Regions from separate parts of the Mus musculus genome. Here region 2 is linked to region 1. Evidence: chromatin loops called from intact Hi-C (ENCODE). Cell type or tissue: left cerebral cortex. All regions are shown on one strand. Each heading gives the region's core, and the rest is flanking DNA. Links, peaks and the distances in the headings are about the cores only.

The links. A loop is a pair of places that touch in the nucleus more often than their neighbours do. Peaks named below come from ENCODE experiments on the same cell type or tissue, not always from the same donor. Only the 100,000 strongest peaks of a DNase experiment are listed, where the experiment ranks them.
Region 2: a loop joins it to region 1, with 2.1 times the contacts of the local background. A loop is called at or near these places in 5 of 42 quality-filtered maps.

Annotation. Positions count from the first base shown.
Region 1 is chr4:45,180,752-45,191,437 of GRCm38, forward strand. Frmpd1 (FERM and PDZ domain containing 1) reads left to right here and starts at 4,155. Exons shown (of 16, transcript NM_001081172.2): 1 at 4,155-4,206. In left cerebral cortex, for the core only: a CTCF peak has its summit at 3,991; DNase peaks (open chromatin) are centred at 3,235, 3,895 and 4,422; H3K4me3 peaks cover 2,317 bases; H3K27ac peaks cover 1,042 bases.
Region 2 is chr4:45,267,292-45,277,977 of GRCm38, forward strand. It overlaps Frmpd1 (FERM and PDZ domain containing 1), which reads left to right. Exons shown (of 16, transcript NM_001081172.2): 8 at 1,178-1,303; 9 at 2,609-2,728; 10 at 3,839-3,975; 11 at 5,787-5,913; 12 at 6,068-6,163; 13 at 7,021-7,203; 14 at 7,959-8,106. Among named protein-coding and RNA genes, the nearest start is that of Trmt10b, 25 kb to the right of the region's middle. In left cerebral cortex, for the core only: no CTCF peak of the experiment used is centred there; a DNase peak (open chromatin) is centred at 3,976.

The DNA of each region.
Region 1 (10,686 bases), core at 1,955-6,954:
GTAAGTCCACTCTTAGGAGTATTTGAATGCAAAGAAGATTAATAGAGATAAAGGGAAGGTATGGGAACTTAGCTGATGACAAATGGAACCCTCACCACCACAGAGAGAGCAAACTTTGAGTTGAAATGGTACTTAAAGGAAATAAATTAAAGCCTCAGATGTTTCAGTCAGGAAGTCTCATTAGGATGCAACACAGAGTCTCATTATGGGTTATTACATGGTGTCACTAAAAAAAGGCACGGCATCCGATAGGGGCAAGGCACAGGCAAATATCAGTCTTGCTGTCTCATTCTGGGAGATTACAGCATCATCCAATGCTGTCCTCGCATCAGAAATGACTCTTCTGGGTGACAGAGGAGGATGCTGGGAGGGATTGATACTGAAATGACAGCTGTTAGGGTCAAGCCTTGAGGACCGTGTATACCTATATGATATCTACATCTATATATGTGTATATGTGTGTGTATCTGTGTGTATGTATGCTTATAATATTTGCTGAGTTATTCATTCACTCAGACACACTTATGGCATACTGAAAACACAAAACCTAATTAGGCGTTACCTTTCTCAAGAGGTCCCCATAAGACAGACATGTTACCAAACCACACACACGTGACCAAGTTTGACGGACGTACAAGTGTACCAGATGTGCAGAGGGAGACTAGGGGGCTTGAGGAAAGCCTTAAGCTAAAGATGAAGAGTTTGTCTATCCAGTGGGGAACTAAGGAGGCCTCCTACAGGGAGGAAAGCTCTTGTGTAAAGTCTTTGGTTATGAGAAATTCTGAATCCTGTATGAATGTCAGAGCAGCTGCTTTAATCGTTAGTAAGGTACTTACTCATTGGACTAACAGATTCCTTCTCTGTAAACAGAGCAAGCCACACGGTTATAAGCGGTTAAAATTGACAGCACTGGCTAACAGGCTACCCCACCCCACCCCCGTCCCAAAGCTGAATTTAGATCACTGTGGGTTGTAAGCATTGCTGTTATGCTTCTTTTCTAGAGGAAGAAACTCAGAAGTGAGGTTCTAGAACTTTCTCCCAAATTATACAGGGTTAAAAAAGTAGCAGCATTGGGATTTAAACCCAGATACCTTGGCTCAAGTCTATATTAGCTTTCATTGCATGATATAGTCTAGGAGCATAGGTGTTTGGTGGTCAAGTGTGCAGTGAGTAGAAATGGGCCTGCAGCCATAGGAGAGCATAAATTGTCGGGTGTGGTGGTGCATACCTTTAATCCCAGCACTTGGGAGGCAGAGGCAGGTGGGTCTCTGAGTTCAAGGCCAACCTGGTCTACAAAGTGAGTTCCAGGACAGTCAAGACTATGTAGAGAGATGCCATAAGACTTAATCAGCAGGTGAATCCTCAGGAGACCTGACATGTGTTTAGAGACTGTAGCAGCACTGGAAGGAGGAAGGAGAAATTGATGAGACAAGAGGTATTACTATAGCCTTTGTGAGAAGCAGCGAGACTGAGCTGGAGAGAGCCAGCTCAGTGGCTAAGAGTATGTACTGCTCTTGCAGAGGACTGAGTTCAGTTCCCAGTACCCATGTCAGGTGACTTGAAATAGCCTGTTACTCCACCTCCAGGGATCTGATGCTTCTGGGCTCCATAGGCCTCTGCATGTTCATGCATGGGCATGCACACACAGACACACACACACGCACTCACTCACAAATAATCATTAAAATTAGGCTATCAACTGAGTGTAAGGGATGGTAAGGAGACAGTGTGGACTGGATTTAGTGACCACTACGTATGAGGTACAGGAAGAGTAAGATGACTATTTGGTTTCCTGGTTTGATGCCTCTAGGAAGATGGTACCACCATAAGTAGAGACGGAGAAACATAATTTAGGGGAAAGATGTGAGTTTGAGCCTGGGGCCCTGGAGGACCATTTGGGAGTTCAGCAGGTGTTTGTGTGTCCGGGTTTGGAGCACAGAAGAACCACCTGACTTGAGTCACACAGCCCATAGGAGTCAGACGCAGAAAGACAAATAATGCCTTCTCTTATGTAAAAGGTAGATTCCATACTTGTGTGTAAAAAGTGTACACTTAGCCGGGCATGGTGGCACATGCCTTTAATCCCAGCACTCGGGAGGCAGAGGCAGGCGGATTTCTGAGTTCGAGGCCAACCTGGTCTCCAAAGTGAGTTCCAGGACAGACAGAGCTATACAGAGAAACCCTGTACACTTGAGAATTCAAGATGAAGAGAAAAAGAACAGACCTGGAAGGAGATCGGGATAGTGATGGCTAGTGAATATGGTCAGAGGGTACGATGATGTCCTTGATGGCATCTATGAAGCCTGGCACACTGAATACATTCTAATAAAATTAAGGAAAAGAATTGTTCCACAAGGGTGAAAGGAGGAAAACAGCCTTAAGGCAAAGAGTGCCTGGCACTGTGGGACCCACCAGAACGGCAGATGTAGGGAGAAACAGTGCAGCAGGCTGTCAGGGATGAGCGTGCAGGGGGGCATCCCACGCAGAGCAGAGCCTCTGAAGCCAATGACGGCCCTGTGTGAAACATTATCGACCCAGGCAGCTAGGAAACTGTGAGGGACAGGATCTGACCTGATGGGAAATTTTTGTTCTTGCTGACAACAGGGCTGGGTTCTTATTTTCCTGTGTGACAAGTGCCCCATTGGTGTTTAATCTGGATTGTGCACATAATCTCCATCCACGGTACAGTCTTTCAGTTTACTGTAAATCGTCAGTTCATAAGCTATTGCGAAATATATTTAATTTTCTTAAAGCTGACTTTATACCCACCATGCTTCTGTATCTTCCGTTTCTTCCCACTTCCCCCAGTGGTGCTAACCCTGGGTCCTACTACTGGAGGCTAGGGACCTGGTGGGTGCTGGAGTTTCTGTCTTCATCAGGCCAAGGGCTGACCTGTTGCTTTGCCCACTTGTCACTGGATTAAGGATCTTGTCTGTGCTCATTTGATTCCCAGAGTGGTCTAATTTGATAATCTGGTGGCAACAAGATTGCCACCTTCTATCCTTAAAACTCCTCCTCCCATGATAGCTAAGGATAGCACGGAATACTGACCAGGAACTGCCTCCTCTAACTCTTCAATTCTGCTCCCTTTCTGCTCCTGTTTCAGTGAAAGCTGCGATATCCTGAGAGCTTTGTTCTGGTCCTCTGGAATGCTTTCCCACACTCTAGTTGGCCAACTCCAGTTGTTGTTCAGAGGCACCCCCTTCAGTAGGCGGGATGGTGCTACGGGCACCGGATCAGCACTTTATTCAATCGGCTAGACTGTACTAGGAAACAGTACCAGGTTTTTCTGGAGGCCACTTCTCCAGTGTCTAGCACAGCGTAAGCCTGGGGGTGTAGCTATTCCATCTTAAGAGACTTGCATGGGGAAAGAGGTGGTAGAATTGTAACATGGGAACTGGGTTACTCGGCTTGGGGGGTGGGGGCGGGGATCAGAAGGGGCATGGGTGCAGAGCCCCAGGGTATCTCAGTAGTTTAAGGCTTCTAGATCTTCCGAGCCCCCTCCCCCAGAACAGAAGGATTGGGGGACTATGACTTCTCAGGGCAGAGACGGGGTAGTGGTCAACAGTGCCTAAAGTGAGCCCACTCTCTTCCACTGCCCTCAGCAGGAGAGACTGGGGAGGCAAGGACTGGGAGACAAGGGAAGTATAAAGATCCTCTGTGTTCCCCAGGGTCTCCTACCGCGGGGTAAGAAAGCTGGGAAGCCAGAGCTTAGAAGGGGGGTCATTCCGAGTTCCAGCTTAGGCTGCTGGCCTGGGTGACCTTGGGGTGTCCCTTTCCCCTCCCAGCCTCAGTGTTCCCGTGGGGACGCTGCGTATCCCCCGGCGGGTGAGTTGGGGAAGGCCAGCCGAGGCAGGGCCTGGGTGGGAGCAGGACCGCCCACTGCGACGGCCCAGGACCTCAGGAGCCCGCGTGGGCGGTGCGTGGGGCTCCTCCCCCGGGGCGGGGGTCGCGGCGCCGGCAGCTGGTGGCCCCGCAGCTGCAGCCTCAGCACCTGCCGCCGCCAGACGGCGCGGGCGCAGCCGGGCCCGGCCTCTCCCCCCTCGGGCTGCAGCCGCGGCGCGGGAGGCGGAGCCGGAGCCGAGCCGGAGCCCAAGCCGAGCCGCTGCCCGAGCCCGGCCGGCTACCGTGGCCGCCGCTGGGCGGGGCGCCCCAGCTACTGCTCCCGCCGGCTCCGCGTGCACGCGGGCGGCGCCTCCTCCTCAGGTAAGGGCGAGGCCCCCCGCGCCGCCGCAAAGTTTTGGGGATACCTGGATCCCCACAGCCCAGGCCTGCGTCTCTGGGAGCTGCTCCTTGGCTTCTTCCGCGCCGCCCTCCACGCTGCGCTCCCGGGTGACCCGCTCCACTCCTCGTGTCCCCTCTCCCGGCGTCCGTGGCGTGGCCGCCAGCTTGCTTGGGACCTGCAACGGTTAACTCTGTGCATGGGATCCGTGTGCCTTAAGTTTCCGAGGTCTGCACGGTGTAGTTGTGGGAGGAGCGACCAGCCGCGAGGCAGCCCTGGGTTCAGGTGCGGCCGCAGCCAGCGCCAACTTTCTGAGTGACCTCAGATGAGCCCTGCCTGTCCGGTCTCCACTGCCATACCTGCACCAGAGTGGGTTGAGCTGTTCGCCCGGACGATCGGCTGAAGCGTCACGCTTGTATTGCTCTGTTTTGAGTGGGGGGGGGGGTGCCCGAGAGTGTGTCAGCTCCAGAGCTCATGGGGAGTGGAGAGGAATGTTGAAGACCTACAGAAGTCTGTATTGGTGGGGAGGGACAGGTCGCGTCCCTAACCCGCAGCAGCCTTGACTGAGCTTAAGGATGGGTGTGGCAATGGCCTCTGGAAATGGAGTAGCTGCAAGGGCTAGGTGTCCCAGAGCCATCCTGGCTGTGTGACCTTGGGCAAGTCCACATTTTGAGGCTGGTTTTGGTGCCTCTAAGGTAGGGTGAAAGTAGTGAGATGTTCTTTGAGGTCAGTTACTATAAAACTCTACAGAAGGGGAGTCTCTGAGCTCTGGTTTGCAGGGTCAGTTTGGGTGGAGCCATTAATCCATCAAGAATCTATCCAGCACTTACAAATTGGTGTTTGGAAAAAATAAAGGAAGCATTTGGGGTTTGCTCTAGGAGTCTCAAAATAGACATGGCAAGGGTTGGTGAGAGCGCGCCTTGCTTACTCCGGTGCATTGGCCGTCATAAAATATTCAACGACATAATGATTTGTTTTCAAAGTGGCTTATAGATCAGGAAATGTTTCTGTTTGTGAGGTGGTTATTTATTTATTTATTATTTTTTTGCCAAAACCTCTCAAAATTGAGGGGGGAAGATAATGCCCTGTTGTAGGGCCCTGAAGGAGGCTAGTGGATGCTTAATTCCAGTCTAAGGGGAGGCTGAGATGTTTTACAGTTCTGGTTATGGAGACTCGCTCTAAATCAGGAGTCCTCCGGTGGGTGTTGCGTGTCCATGTCCATGGGGCTGCAGAGGCCCACAGTTCAGAAAAGACGTGTCTTGACTTCCGGGATAGGTGAATTCTGGTGTAGCCGGAGCGAAGTTGAGAACGAGATACCTGAGCGTGTGTGATAGAAGGTGAGATTTGTCCCACTGCCCAGTATCTTGTGCTGCAATTAGTGCGCCCCAGTGAGAAACATCTCGTGGAAGCAGTTTTGTTTGATTTCCTTCCTAGACATGCTGGTTTTCGGTTTCAGGCTTTCGGAAGTCAGAAGTCTGGGGAGAGGGAGTTTTGTGACAGGGTGGGGTTGTGATACCTGCGTTTGCCTTTCCCAAGTGCCACTTGGAATTGGAGGCTCACTTGGCCCTGCCCCCAGAGGCATTCAAACACAAGCGTGACTCTCTTCATCATCTAGTGCTTGGTTCTCATGGAAAGAGATGAGGAAAACTACTGACAGGGTTCTCTGCTGCGTGGGCTAAGGGTCTCAGGAGGAGTAGAGACTTAGACCATGGGGCTTCTGGTCATCCCTTGGGGCTTGTGCAAACTGTGAATTCCAGCTGGAGAATTGGAGGAGCTGCCCCCCAGGAAGGTAGAAGGAAGGCAAGGGTCTCAGCAGGGAGGTCATTTTCATGGAAAGGAACTGGATGACCACTGGCTAGTAAAGTTCAGGTCAGCAAGGAGCATGGAATCCAGTGGAAGTGCAGAGCAGGCAGAGCCCTCTGAGAGCAGAAGATAGGCAGAAGTGCCTTGGTCTCCGCTTGGGATTTGGGTCCTCTGAGTTTCACTCTTCTCATTTATCAAAGGAAATTAAAGATAATTGTCAATGCACAAGATAGATCATAGGTAGAAGCGTCTATCATGGTGTTTGTATATAATAGGCATTTGGTCAGAATTGGATCCCTCTGTAGTGTGTTCATGGGCAGCGAGTTCGGTGTGTTGCTGTGCACTCGTGGAATATAAAAATGGTGTCTTTGTCTTAGTTTCTGCCTTGACTTAGAACCTTCCTACCAGGGCTGTGACAGCATGTTCATTCTCAGGGAACCTCCTGGTCCCAGAGATGGGCACTTGTTATCTGGAGGGGGCTCCAATCTGATACGGACATGAACAGCTTCCAGTGTCCTGTAAATACTAAACGTGGTGGAGGTTGCAGATGGGTTAAATCAGAAGCCTCGATCCCTGCCTCCCACAAGCTTATCACTGTGTGCTCAAGGACCCAGGCAGAAGGATTTGACAGCCAGTTATAAACATGTCAACTTTGTCCGTATACACTGGGAACTGGGCCGTGGCTCCCTTCTGCTTTTGTGTAGGATGCTGAACGTTCACAGTGGTCAGAGAAGAACAGGACAAACAGTGAGAAATAGCACTCACCACTTTATGTCTCTGCTTAGCACAACACAGCCTCTGTGCACTCCCTCCCTGTGCACTCAGCAGTTATTCACAGGATGGCTACCGGGAGCCAGAGGGTTATTCTAGGAATACAAAAGGCAAGATCTCTGTCTTGTTGAGGTTTATATTCTGGCTAGAGAAACAGACGAAAACAACTAAATACATAAATAAGGCAATTGCAGGTTATGCTGGGAAGGAGATACTCGGGGCTAAGAGAACGTGTATAAGAGAACGTGATGAAGTGTGGGGACATTAGGGATACTTGTCTAGGTCCCCAAAGGATCTTGGGAAGGGGCTGTGTTGAAGCTTCCTGGAAGAGAGTACAGATTTGGGCCATACTGCCTAGATTAGCATATTAGCCCTTATCCTCTATGTATTCTTCCTTTAGGTTATCTAGTACTTTAAAAAAGAGTGTGTGTGTGTGTGTGTGTGTAGCATGCATGCATGTGCACATGTGCCACAGTGCATATATGGAGGTCAGAGGACAAGACAACTTGTGAGAGTTAGTTTTCTCCTTCCATTGTGTGGATTCTGGGACTTGAACTCAGGCTGTAGGACTTGGTAGCAAGGAGCATTTTTAGTCTGGCCCATCTCAACAGCTCCAGGTTATTTGATCTTCTGGGGAATTCTTTATTTGCTTACTAGAGGATTATAAGGTTGTTGTGAGAGTTAGATGTTGATACATATAAGGTACATAGAAGAGGGGGCTGGGAAGGTGGCTCCATAGGTAAAGCCACATGCTGCCAAGTCTGATGACCTGAGTTCAGTTCCCGGGGTCCACGTGGTAGGAAAAGAGAACCGGTTCCCAAAAGTTGTCTCTGACTGTCATGTGCATGCCACGATGCATTCACACACGTGTGTCCATGTGATGTGTGCATGCATACACACGCATGTGCACAGAGCACTTGCACACAGGCAAGTAGAATAAATTATGTATGTATTGGATTTATTTTATGTGTATGAGCATTTTGCTTGCATGTCTGTCTGTCTGTCTGTGTATCATGTGTGTGCCTGGTGGCCTCAGAGGTCAGAAGAGGGCATCGGGTCCCCCTGGAACTGGAGTTATGGATGGCTGTGAGCCTCCATGTGGATTCTGAGATTTGAACTCGGGTTCTCTGCAAGAGTAGCAGGTGCTCTTAACCGCTGAGCCATCTCCATACGCCCTAATTTGAAAAACAACAAACAAACAAAAGAGTGCTCAGTCTGAGAATCCTGTATTGATAAACTCCAAATAAAAGATGCTAAGGAGTATCCCAGGTAGAAGGAACAGCAAGTCCCGAGGCCTGAGGGTCTCGATGTGTTCAGGACTGAGGGGGCCTGCCTACACAGATGCCAGTCCCTCAGTACTTACTGGACACATTCTGGCTTAAGCTCTCCGTATCTGCAGCAGAGAACCACGGAGAACCAGGAGTTTGGAGAGGGATCAGCAGGTTGTAGCACTCGCTCGAAGCTGCTGCTGCTGTGCTTGGGGAATGGCACGCTCAGTCGCCATTCAGGATGCCTTGTCCTCTCTCCCTCCACTGCCTTCCCTCTTCTTGCTCACCCCTTCCTTTTCTCTTAGTGCCCCACCCTCTGTCATCTTCCTCTCGTCCCTATATATCTTCCCCTTTCTAATGAAGGGGCAAAGTCGTGCCCCTTAGTTGCGAACCAATATATGAAGAGAAAGCTTGGGTGGGGCTGAGTATCTGGCCGTACCAACCTTGGTACCAAGCAAATCAGTGGCCCTGCGTCCTGGTCCTTACTCCCTGTTTGTCCCAAGCTGGAGACTCCACAGCAGAGGGCAGGCGGATAGTCATCTAGCACATTGAGGATATTCACCTATGACCTTGTCCTTTTGACTGTTCCTTCTTAATTGTGATCACCTGTCCCCATGCCCTGACATTTAACTTCCAAACTCTCTCCAACTCCCATCTTGGCAGGCTCACTTTGAATGTCAGGCTTCTGCCAGTTCTTACTAAAGTGTGACTCTCATCACATCCTGTCCTTTCTCATCGACTTCATGTGGTCTTGTGTTGGAAGTTCAGAGTCCTCAGAGTCTTCAGCCTCATAGACATGACACACACCCTCCTCTTTCACACACACCCCCGTTCTCCATTCTTAGCCCCCCCCCCCAGCAAGGCTTTGGCCCTCTTATCTCATCTCTGCCTGGCATGTGCCTAGCCTGAGAACTCTTAGCTATACTTGGTGAAGACCAAACTCAAGTCCTCCCTCCCCTAGGAAGCGTCTTTCTAATCGTCGTGTCTAGGGTGCTCATCAATGCCTGATCTCCTACTGCCCTTGCTACTGCTCATGGAGAAGCAGTTGCTTGGAAGATTTCTGGGTGTGTAGTTGCCTGTGCATACAGAGACAAGCCAGAAGAAGCCCCCGGAGTGACAGGTGCGGCGCTCCACTTCTCCCCACTCACCACACCCTCTTTCCACAGTGCCTACCTCTAGTGCTGCTCAAGAGTGATATCAGAGGTGGCATGAGGAAGCCAGCAGCACACTTGCCGCTGCATCAGGGCTGTGTGTGGTCCTCAGCTGAACTCACTCTAAATCAGGGCCTCATTCAGTGAAGAGCTGATGCTGACTCAAATTTGAGGCATTTTGAATTTAGCTTTTCAATGTGACCTATTTTAAATAAACACACGCTGTGTGTGTTTGCACCTTCGAGCTTTGGGTGATAATGTTATAAAGAACATTCTTTCAAAAAATGATTATTGGGGAGGGGACTCGAATTACGAAGTTTTCCCAGCGAGCAACTTTACCCACTGAACCGGAATGCCCACCCAGAAAAAGCAGTCTTTACTGTACCAAAAGGTCTGATCCAGTAAGCTTTCAAATATCATATACGCCTGTGTGCTCAGTGCCATCCAGTGCACACAGTTTTGATATATGCATGCTGTTGTATTGTTGCTATAATCTAATGCATACAGAACAGTCTAGTGCTCACGGAAGCAGAAACAGCAGCTTACGTTTGTTTGGGTGAGTATAGATCCCTCTCTGCAGCTCTGCAAACAGGATGGTTTGTTTTGCTTTGTTTTTAGATTAACTCTCTGCCTGAGGGACAGCGAGAAGCCCTGTTTGGTGCTTTGCCAGTTGATGTGAGGCAGTAGCTGTTATTTTCACTGATGGGACATGATGTTTTCACAGACTCATCTGATACTTGCAGTGATTAAAGATGGTTCAGGCTTCCAATCATTCCCTGAGCCAGCTGCTGAGTGATGCACACCCTTACTGCTGCTTAACACACACACACACACACACACACACACACACACTCACACACTCGCGCACACACTTCACAGGCTAGACAAGAGGTGGTGGCAGAAAATCTTAAGATACGAAAGTGTATTCGCTTGACCTCTCTTGAGGAATGATCTGAGGACCCAGCAGATTCTGTAAAAGGTCAACATGGCAAATTTTCAAAATCCTGAACGGAAGGAGCTTCAGAGGAATCCATCCGGATGTAACAGTGCTCCTTTCTCTGAGATTTTGACTTAAGAGAAGACAGATGTGCAGGTAGATGAGAAATGCTGTACTTCCTGTCCAGAGAATCCAGAATATGGACCAGGTGTGGGCTACAGCCTCTTAATCTTCCCTACAGCCCGTCTCCCACCGAAACACCCATCCCATGGCCAATTTATAGATTAATATGTTAAGTTTCCAGGTTACTTCTTTGCTACGTTCTTAGTTGTAAATAGAGAATTCAGAAGGAGAATCTGTAGCCAAACCTTGAATGCACATGAACTCATCTTAAAAGCTAAACAGGGTCAGGCCTGATTAGAAGTAGGAAGGGAGAATTCGGAAAGATGCAAAAAGAAAAAAAAAAACAATTATTAAAAAGAAGAGGGATGCATTTTATTTCCTCTTAAGATAACTGAGTGTTTGCTTTCTCCG
Region 2 (10,686 bases), core at 1,828-6,827, 86 kb after region 1:
AGTGCTGCGAAAGTGTAAGCTGAGTTAACCCTTTCCTCCCCAAGTTGCTTTTGGCCATGGTGTTAATCATAGCAGTAGAGACCCTGCGTAAGACTCCAACATTGGGGAGGTCTACACTGTCAGCGAGTTGCTGTCTATTAAGGTAAAAGGAAATGAGCAAGAAAACAAATGTTAGAGGTGAGCGAATATAGAACACTGCCTGCCAGGGACTGTACTAAGTGTCTTCCGTGGGAAAATGAATACATACAGAAGTTCAGATGACAGGTGTTAGTGTCTACCAAAACAGAGAAAAACCACACAGAGAACTGCCTGGGAAGTCTCCCCACTCATCGGTGTCTACAGATACAGTGATCTGTGGAGGCTCAGTGCCAGTCTAGAACCCTTTCATGTATCTGATATACTGTCTTTTACAGAAAGAACGTTGTTTATTAAAGAAATGGACAGTAACTAATGATGGGGGACTAAACATGCCGGAGGAGCTCTTGCCTAGTATATGTGAGGCCACAGGTTCAATCTCCAACCAGAGATCTTCCTGCAACTGAGAATAATAGGCAGGGTGACATTTAGATACAGTAGCCAGATGGAAGCTCTCTGAAGAGGTGAGTTGTAAGTCAAACTTAAAAGGGCAGAAACAACCTTGTGGAAGATGATGAAAAAAAGTGTATACGTCAGAGGGAAGAATGTCTGTGAGTGCCTGAGGCATGTGACATGACAGGGGACACTGGAGAGAAAGACGGGTGTGGCCTGGTGGCTGTGGAGCCTCTGCACAGCATTATCTGCCTTTCCATCTTGACAGCCTCCCCCGCAGTCTGTAGGCATTGTTATCTTCCATTTCAGAGGAAGAAACTAAAGCCAACATCTCATAGTCACATGAGGGAACTGGGAAGATTCTGTGCAGAAAGCAGTTGGTGCAGACTGGTAACTCTCAGAGAGTTTCTATCCAGACACTGAGGCAGGAGACTGGTATCTCCCCCATGGAGGCTGCATCCTCCCAAGAAAAGCAAGATAGATTGCTGCCCTGAGTGGTGCAGGGCCGTAAAAGGTCCAGCATGGGGGCTGGGGCCCTGCCTGTGTTAGCAGAGGACACAGCAGCACCAGCTTCTTCTACTGGGGAAGCTGTAAGAAGGCCTGGGAAGTCTCCCACTCATCAGTGACCCCTCTTCCCCTCTGCTGCCAGGACATCATCCTCACGGTGAAGGAGAAGCTGTCCATCCGAAGCATCGAGTACTTTGCGCTGGCCCTTGAGGAACAGTACAGCATCTCCCGCCTACACCTTCTGCATGAGGAAGAGCTGGTCCAGCAGGTAGGGAGGCCAGGCTTCTCAGCCACTGCAGGGCTGGATCGAGTACACTCACTCGGCCAGGGTAAGAAGGGCAAGACTCTGGCCTGGTTTGCATCTGTTCCTATGAGGCATGCAGGGCATAGTCCAAGATGCCCGTCTTCTAGATGTGGAGGCTTAGCAGGGTAAGGTGGTTTTCCCCAGTCACGTATCTGACAAAGTCTTTTGATTCAAGCTTTGATCATTTTTCTGGCACCCTGCTGTCTCAGAACTATTAGGGATCATTGGTTGCTGTGTCCAAAACTCTTTCTGTGGCATTGCCCCACTGAGAGGCAACCGTCATGATAGGACAGGACAAACAGCCAGTCCTGTGCCACCCAGTCCTTCAGCCATGCAAGAAGTTGTAGCACAGAATCTTTAAAGTCAAACATGGGTCAGTTCAACAAATCATTGTAGGGTGTATTCTGAAGAGATCAGTAGACATTCTACAGTTGGGGGAGGAGAGGGCTCCTTCAGCAGGGGAATGGAACAGGGAAGCCTCACCCTTGGGGGCGGGGGTGTCACTCAGGCTACCTCATTGCAAGTGAGGCATGACCCAATCACCACTCGCCAACTGCTGCAAACTCTTAAAAAATAATAAAGTGCAGAAGTGTACAAGCTCCATCTTCACTTGTGGAAATCAACACTCATTTGCATTCCATCCTCCTGGCTGTGATCAAATCCCCGTCAGGAGCAACTTAGGAGAGGAGAGAAGTTTATTTCACCTTGGAGTTTAGGAGTTGCAACGCATCGTTGTTGGCATGGCAGCAGGAACAGTCCTTGTCCGTGATGGTGGGAGCTTATCACAGGTGGTCACATTATAGTGGCAGATAGGAAACAGAGGGACCCAAGATATGCCCCTGGGCCTCAGAGACACTTTCTCTCCAAGCAGGCCCTACCTCCTAAAGCTCCACAGCCTCTCAAGACAGCCCTTCCCACTCAAGACCACATGTTGGAACATGTGCTGGGGAGAGGGGACCTTCACATTCAAACCACAAAGCAAATTGTCTTAGACTGTACCTGGGAGAACATTGAGATGTGGGCATGGGTTCCTAGACTGTCCCTTGGGAGGACATTGAAATGTGGACAGGGATTCCTCTGACAGAAGAAACAACACTCTTTGAATCTTTCACATTCCACACCATGGGAAAGAAAATCAGGCTAAGAGAGAAGGCTGTGCTGTCTTGGGGGGGAAGACTGAAATAGAACAGCGGCCTCCCTTTCTCTCTTCCCTGTGAAGCCGCTTTATGGAGAGCGGCGAGGTCACCTTATTGTCTTTGCCTTGGGCAGGTGGTAGAAAGGGAAGAATCCCAGGACTCCCGCTGCCTCTTCAGGGTGAGCTTTGTGCCCAAGGACCCCCTGGACCTGCTGAAAGAAGACCCTGTGGCATTTGAATATCTCTACCTTCAGGTGACCAGGCTGTGCTTCCTGGGGTGCCAGTGGCCTCAAGGACGCATCGCATAGTTGGGTTATTCTGGGTTGGTGGCAGCTAAAACAGCTCTCCCGAGGGATGGTCTCTTTCTAGAGAACAGTGGGTCTCATTATCCCTCCCCATTGTTCCTGCTCCAAGTTGCTGTAATGGGAGATTTGCAGTAGACTAATCAAATTTAGGCTTAGTCCTCAATGTAGATGATACACTTTTCTAATACTATTAAACGCTTTATCCTTTCCACTTTTATTGCAGGATGGGGCTTTAGTGCTGCAGAAACTCATGTTAGAGATGACGTAACCAGGTCTTAGAAGGGGAATGTGTCCGATGTCCCTACTTAGCAGTAGAGCCAAACCTGGTTTCTTTTCCTTCCTTCCTTCCTTCCTTCCTTCCTTCCTTCCTTCCTTCCTTCCTTCCTTCCTTCCTTCCTCTTGTTTTTTGAGGCATTATTTCTTCTGTATAGCCCTGGCTGTCCTAGAACTAGCTCTGTAGACCAGGCTGGCCTTGAAGATCCTCCTGACTCTGCGCCTGAGTCCTGGGATTAAAGGCATCTGCCACCATGCCCAGCTAGAAACCTGGTTTCTTGACTTCTAACTACGCCTTGTCCTCTATTGCCTAGAGTGAAATTACTTTCGTTATTTTTGTTTGGATGGGAAGAGTCGTCTGGGAGATGTCACCAGTTTACAGTCCACTGGGGTGTAAGGCTGGCCTAAGTCTTACAGAAATGGGGCTAGAAAATCGTAATAGCAGCCACCACACCACCAGTGCATTGTACTTGCTTAAGATAGCACTGTGTGATTTATGCTCACATTCCTGCATATAATCTTTTCTAAACCTCCCAGAAATCAAATAATACAGATCATATAGACAGTCAGTATGCGATTAACAATGGAAAACACTATACTTAGTCTGAATGTAACTCAGGTCACAGAGCCAAGTCCTCAGAGCTGGCTGCTGATCCTGCTGCTCTGACCGGAAAGAAGTGTGTGTGTGTGTGTGTGTGTGTGTGTGTGTGTGTGTGTGTGTGTGCGCGCGCGCTCGCGCAATGTGTATGCTCTTGTTGCCTAGCTGCTCTGTGTGATCTCTTGCAGAGCTGCAGTGATGTACTCCAGGAGCGCTTTGCTGTGGAGATGAAGTGCAACTCTGCCCTCCGGCTTGCAGCCCTGCACATCCAGGAGCGGATCTATGCCTGTGCCCAGCCACAGAAGATCTCTTTGAAGTACATAGAGTGAGTGGCAGGGGGTGGCAGCTGTGTCACATTTGGGACTGCTGGCTCCTAGCCAGGATGGCCAGACTCCAGAGAAAGCCGATACTCACCCATCTGCCTTTGTCTCTCTATCCATTTCCCTTTACCCAGCCTGGCTCCCTGTCTGGGTAGAAGCCATTTCCTCTTGCAGTTACACAGAGTCTCCTTGTAAATTTCCAGTCCCTGAAAGAATGTCTGAGGTCATCAGCTGACAACTTCTGAGGGCAGGGATGTCTTGGAAATTAATTTTCCCAACAGGTGTGAACCAATTGGCTATGGCATTATGCCTTCCTCCAAATGGGGGATGCTTCAAGTCCTACGATCCATGTTCCTCTCGATTCTTAGCTCAGAGAACTAATATCCGTTATGTTAAGCCCCTCCCCAGGTCTCTGCTCTAGCTTGTCTGGGTATCAAAATCAAATGGAGAAATCAGGTTTTAAAAATAGAACAGATCCCTGGTATAATGAGTCAAGGTGCAACTTTAGGGGGCTTCTGAGGCTTCTAGGCTAATAATGTTCTAAAGCTTAGCCTCAGGATTGGCAGGTGCGCTCTGTGGCAAGAGTGTTGAACCTAGCTCAGTGGCAGAGTGCTTGCGTAGCATACGCAAGGCCCTGAGTTTGTTCCCTAGCAGAGGGTACGAGACTTGTTCTTATATGTGGATGGTCACGCCACTTATTTTTGTTATTAAAAGGACTGAGAACAGGCCTATTGGAAGGCCTTGCAGGTAAAGGCCCCTGCATCCAAGCCTGAGTCTGAGTTCAGTCTCAGGACCCATATGGTAGGAAGAGAGAACCAATTCCCACAGGTTGTCCTCTGGTCACTACACATGTACACACTTGCTAAAATACAGCAGTTTGGGCTCCCCTTTTTAGAAGTTTAACTTAGTGTAGACACACAATATATGAATGAAATGGAATTTTAAATTAAAAGAAAGATGGAGAACTTCTGCTTTGATTCATGAAATATCCCACACCAAGACCAGTCATTTTCCAGACCAGTCAGGAGGTCCTAAATGCAGAATGTATATAATGTATATCATGTGTGTTTATGGGGAAAGCCCCTCACTCTGTCTCTCTCTCCTTTAATAGAGAGATATACAGATAGAGATAAGTGAAGATATGGACATTGTCTTAGTTCAGGCTTCATTGCTGTGAAGGGACGACATGACCAAGACAGTCTTATAAAGGAAAACATCTAATTGCCGCTGGTTTACAGATTCAGAGATTCAGTTCATTATTATCATCAGGGTGGAAAGCATGGCAACATACAGGCAGACATGGTGAAAGAAGAGGAGCTGAGAGTTCTACATCTTGTTCCAAAGACAGGCAGGAGACTGTCTCCCTCGGGCAACCAGGAGGAGGTTCTAATTCCACACTGGGCGGAGCTTGAGCACTGGAAGATACCCCTGAAAGCACACACCCACACACCACACACCCACACACCCACACACCCACACAGTGATAGCCTTCCTCCAACAAGGCCTCACCTACTCTAGCAAGCCTACACTTCCTAATGGTGCCCACTCCCCATGGGCCAAGCATTCAAACACATGAGTCTACAGGGGCCAAACCTACTCAAACATCACAGACATCCCTTCTCTTTCTTTCTCTTGCTTTTTCCTCTTTCTGTATCTACACCTCTGCCTGTCTCTATTCCTCCCACTAGAGAAAGGTACTCCTAATTGCTGTATGTCAGAGCTCTATATCTGAATTCTGTGTCATTGGCTCTTTGTTGGAACCAAGTGCAATGTAAACATGTGAACATGAGTCCTTGTCTCCAATGTCTTGCGGCAGGAAAGACTGGGGAATAGAGAATTTTATATCTCCAACTTTACTCCGAAATATGAAAGGCAAAGACATCAAGAAAGCCATTAGCTTCCACATGAAAAGAAACCAGAATCTGCTAGAACCCCGGCAGAAGGTAAGGCAGTCTAGCCTCTGCTGACCCGCCCAGCTTTCTGTTGTGAAAAATCTTGGGGAGGTGGGGGGGAGGGAATCATTTTCACCATTGCCTAGATTTTAGGCAAGTAAATAATTCTGATTTCAGTAATTTTTTTTTTTTTTGTCTCATAAAGCAACTTATTTCTGCTGCTCAGCTACGCTTAAATTATCTTCAGATCCTTGGGGAACTCAAGACGTATGGTGGGAAAGTCTTCAATGCCACTTTGATGGTATGTACCAGACAACCATAGACTCCTGCTTGCCCAGGACCTTGAATATCTGCAGATTGGCAGATATGTATTGGGCCCTGGCCTGGAAGATGCTATGGGAGGCAGAGCTGAATTGGTTATAGTTTCTGCCCTCAAGGATGAAGTAAGCTAACCCACAGACAACGCCATGATGCAGGCTGTGGTCACTGTTGGGAGAGAAGAAGGGTGGAAAGATAAGATCTGCTACTGCTAGCTGAGTCTGGGTCCAAGAAGAAGAAACAGGGTCTCAGGCAGCCCAGGCTGGCCTCAAACCTGCTACCTGAGGTTGACCTGGAACTCATCCTCCTGCCTCTGTCTTCTACGTGCTGGGATTACAGGGGTTAAGAGCATGCACTGCTCTAGCTGACAACCTGAGTTCAGTTCCCAGCACCTACCTTGGACTGTAGCTACAGTTCCAGGGAATCTAACACCCTGTTTCTGGCTCCTGTTGGCACTGGACTCAAATACATAGAAACACTTATTATAAACATAATTTCAATATAGTAAAAAAAATAGTTTACAGGCGATACATTTATTTTTAATTTAGCTGTGGGTGGGCCCCATGAGGCGTAATCTCGGGGAATGGTGACGAGGGCCGCACTTAGGAAACAGACTCGGCAGAGAGAGAGAAGCAACGCCTGGCACACATTGGAAGCCCAGAACTCTGGAGAGAGCATCAGGAGGACCATAAACATGAGGCCAGCCTGGGCTACACACCAAAACCATTTCTGAAAAAAGAAAAAAATAAAAGTTGTAGAGAGAGACGTCGTCATGTACAGTGTGTTTATATTTTCACAAGCTTGCGAATAGAAACTGATTTCCCTTCCACCCGTCTGCAGTTACAGGATAGAGAATCTTACATTGCCCTCCTGGTTGGGGCCAAGTACGGGATTAGCCAGATCATCAACAGCAAGCTCAACATCATATCCACGCTGGCAGAGTTCGCCAACATCAGCCGCGTGGAGCTGACAGAAGAGTCTGAGAAAGTGAGCATGGTCAAGGTCTACCTTCAGGACGTTAAGGTAATCGGCTCACAGCGGAAGAGAAGGGGCCTCAGTTTGGCTCCTGGAGTTTGGTGCTAAGTATTTGAGGGTAGTTTGCACGAGCTTTGAGCAGTAGGAAAGCCCACTGCTGATCTGGCTCGAAGGATCTGCCTCAAGTGAAGAGCAGCAAACGGAGCCTGCATCATCCCAAGACGCTCTTGACAAGGGTTGGCTCTGTTTGTTAGGCCCTGTGTATGATTGAAAAACCCTGTACCCAGAGTTTGTTGGGTGAACTCTTTGAAATGGGTAAACAGTTCAGGGTGCCTCCTGATGCACAGTGGGCATGCCTAATGTATACATTGTCTCCTTTCGTTCTATCCTCTATCCCACCCTACCCCCCATGCCCCATCCACCCAGACCCTTAAAGACCTTAGCTATCAAAAGAGAAGGCAGAACCCAGCCTGGGGCCTTTCTGGAAGGTCCTGTGGTCACTGTCCCCTCCCTTGATTTCATCCACTGTACCCAAGAAAGGCACTGTGTGTTTACCACCATGTCTTCATTCTCTGTCATTCTTCCACCTTCCCCTTTGAGAGGTATGGTCTCAGGGGCTAGCTGTGTGGGTGGTGCAGGTAGGGTGGGGTGGGACAGAGGAGAGAAAGAAAGGAGGCGATGTATAAAAATGTGGGCCGCTAGGGGCCAGTCTGTAGACATGGCTTAGTTTCTCCCTTTGGCCCCATACAGCCCTGCTGTATCTGGGTCCTCTACAAACAGAAACTTTCTATTCACCTTCACAGGTTCTGACTTTGTTGCTGGAATCCAGCAGTGCAAAAGACCTGGCCTGCTTGATCGCTGGGTACTACAGGCTGTTTGTGGACCCGGCCAACTCCGTCTTCCACTGGTCTGGAAACAGACGGCCGACGCACCGGGTATCCGCTGAAGAAGGTGAGGTGCTGAGTCTTTCCCCGGTCAGGACAGGCCCGTTTGTTTCCAACCAAGCAGTTAATCTTCCTTAAATATTAGAGGCATTTTCTTGGTATTTGGAATTCTCCTAAATGCCAAGAGGTGCTAGGTCTCTGATTCCCTGTAGAGTTTCCCAAAGCAGTCTCTAAGATCTACTGTATCTTATTTCTCAGCAAAAGGAGACGTCACTTTTAGAATGTGGGAGACTTGGTTCTTGCTGTGCTTTTGCTCTCTTCTCATTCTCTTGAAATGTGATAGAAATTCTCAGCCTTACATGTTTAGAAGAAAGGGATACCTGGAGCCAAAAGAGACTTGACCTTATATCACGTAAAGAATGAAGAAGTCGGATGGGGACAGAAAAATAAAAGGACAGGGGAGACAGACAGGTTCCCCAGGCAGCTTCAGCTGCCATCAGACCTCTGCTTCAGCTGTTGTATCGATGTGGCTTTTCCAAGGCAGTCCTGATGATGTTTAACAGCTGCTCTGTAGGGGGAAACCCTGACCTGAAACAAGTACCCGACACTCCCACCAGCACCACCATTGCCAGCTGCCAGCATGGTTTGCTGATGTGGACATAGCCAGCTGTGCTCAGGATCTCACCATTTTATATATAGCGTTTCCTCCACATGGGCAAAATAGGCATAGATCGTCCCAGAACAGATGACTGGAGAGAGAGATGCAGTCATCCGTGCTATCTGCGGTAACCACGGGGGATTCCACAACCTTTGGTGCTTACTAAAATTCATCCACGTTCGATCCTTTCCATGAAATGGTATATAATTTATATATAACCTACACGTGTGTGTAGCCAGTCTCTGCTATTTTGTAGGTTCTTCCTTTCCCACCCTTTATCCCCCTGGTTTCACCCTCTGTCACTAGATAGGAGAGAAAGAAGGATAAAGGAGATAGAGACAGAGACAGACAGAGAGAGAGCGTGCGCGTAAACAACTACTAATAAACCCCAACCAGCCCCCTTGAATGATCAACAACCCCCTATTGGGGCTCTAGCATTTATGTGCCCTCTGAAAAGTTTCCAGAATTCCAAATTTCACATAGTCGAGGAAACTATCTGCAACTGGAAAGCCGTGCCTCTGCTAGAGAACGAGGCAAGTCAGCCACTGCTGACAGTCCGAAGCAGCCCTCATCCTTATATTTCCAAAAATCCAAAATGTTACTGCCCATGTCCCTCCACATCCTTCAGGTAAAACTCTAGATGACAACCTATCCTGTTGTCAGTGCCGTGGATGTGTTTCCTACAGAGGCTGGTCCTGAGAGCAATGCTTTCAGGCTGTGTCATAGAGACTGGTCCTGAGAGCAATGCTTTCAGGCTGTGTGTCATGAAGACTGGTCCTGAGACCAACAGGAATGAACGGAGAAGCCCTGTAAAGACAGTCACTTGGAAACCCTGGTGGATAAAGCGGGTGCCAGGCAGAGTGTCTTCTCCATGGAGAAGCGTCTGGTTTTTCGTTCCCACTGCAGACGTTTTTCATACCATGAGATAAACGATAGTAATCTTGGATTGAAACGGTTTGCCTTCTGGCTGTTCTCAGGAGCACAGTTTCTCTAAGGCCCTTAGCAGTTTACTGTTCTTTCTCCTGTGATAGAGCATGGGGCCAGCCTGATCCAGCACAGAGAGTTCTGGGGGAAATTCAAAATAAACATATTTGCATGCAGGGGCCATCTCTTGCTTTCCGAGTCAACACTTAACAACAGCTAACAGCACGTGACAATTTACATATGACATTATATATAAGTACAATAATTTATATCACAGTCAAATGTTCTGCCACTGAGCTATAATTCATATTTTAGTGTGCCATTGTCATACTGTGTTTGTGGAGACACCATGACACAAAGAATGGCTTGTACATGTTCACCATGGATAGATTTATTCCATTTTGAGCCTATGGGTGGACAAATGCACACATATGAAACCTACAGATCTGAAGGGCCAGCTGTTAGTTAGGAGTTGATGGGCTTTGAGTACTTACTCCTCCTTTGCTTTCGCCAAGCACTTCTGCTAACCACTGAGCCATCTCCCCAGTCGCCAAGCACTTCTGAGTGAGGGATAGCTCAAGGTCCGGTCGGGGAAACGGCACAGAGTGGGAGTAACACCGGTTTGGAGGGTGTGGTGGGAAGGACTGTGCACTAGAGACAGTGCAGAGACAGAACATCAGAGGCTTGGTCCCTGAAAACACCCTGGAGCCAAGCAGATGACAAAGGGGAGCTCATTTGAGGAGAGGAAATGTGGTTCATGACACAAGACCAAGGTTGGGGAAGGCTGCAGAGGACAGCCAGTCTGCTGGGGTATGGACCAGCCATAGTATGAGGGAAGCTCTTAGTCAGGGTTTCTATTCCTGCACAAACATCATGACCAAGGAAGTCAGGACAGGAACTCAAGCAGGTCAGGAAAGCAGGAGCTGATGCAGAGACCATGGAGGGATGTTACTTACTGGCTTGCTTCCCCTGGCTTGCTCAGCTTGCTTTCTTATAGAACCCAGGACTACCAGCCCAGAGATGGTACCACCCGCCATGGGCCGTCCCTCCCTTGATCACTAATTG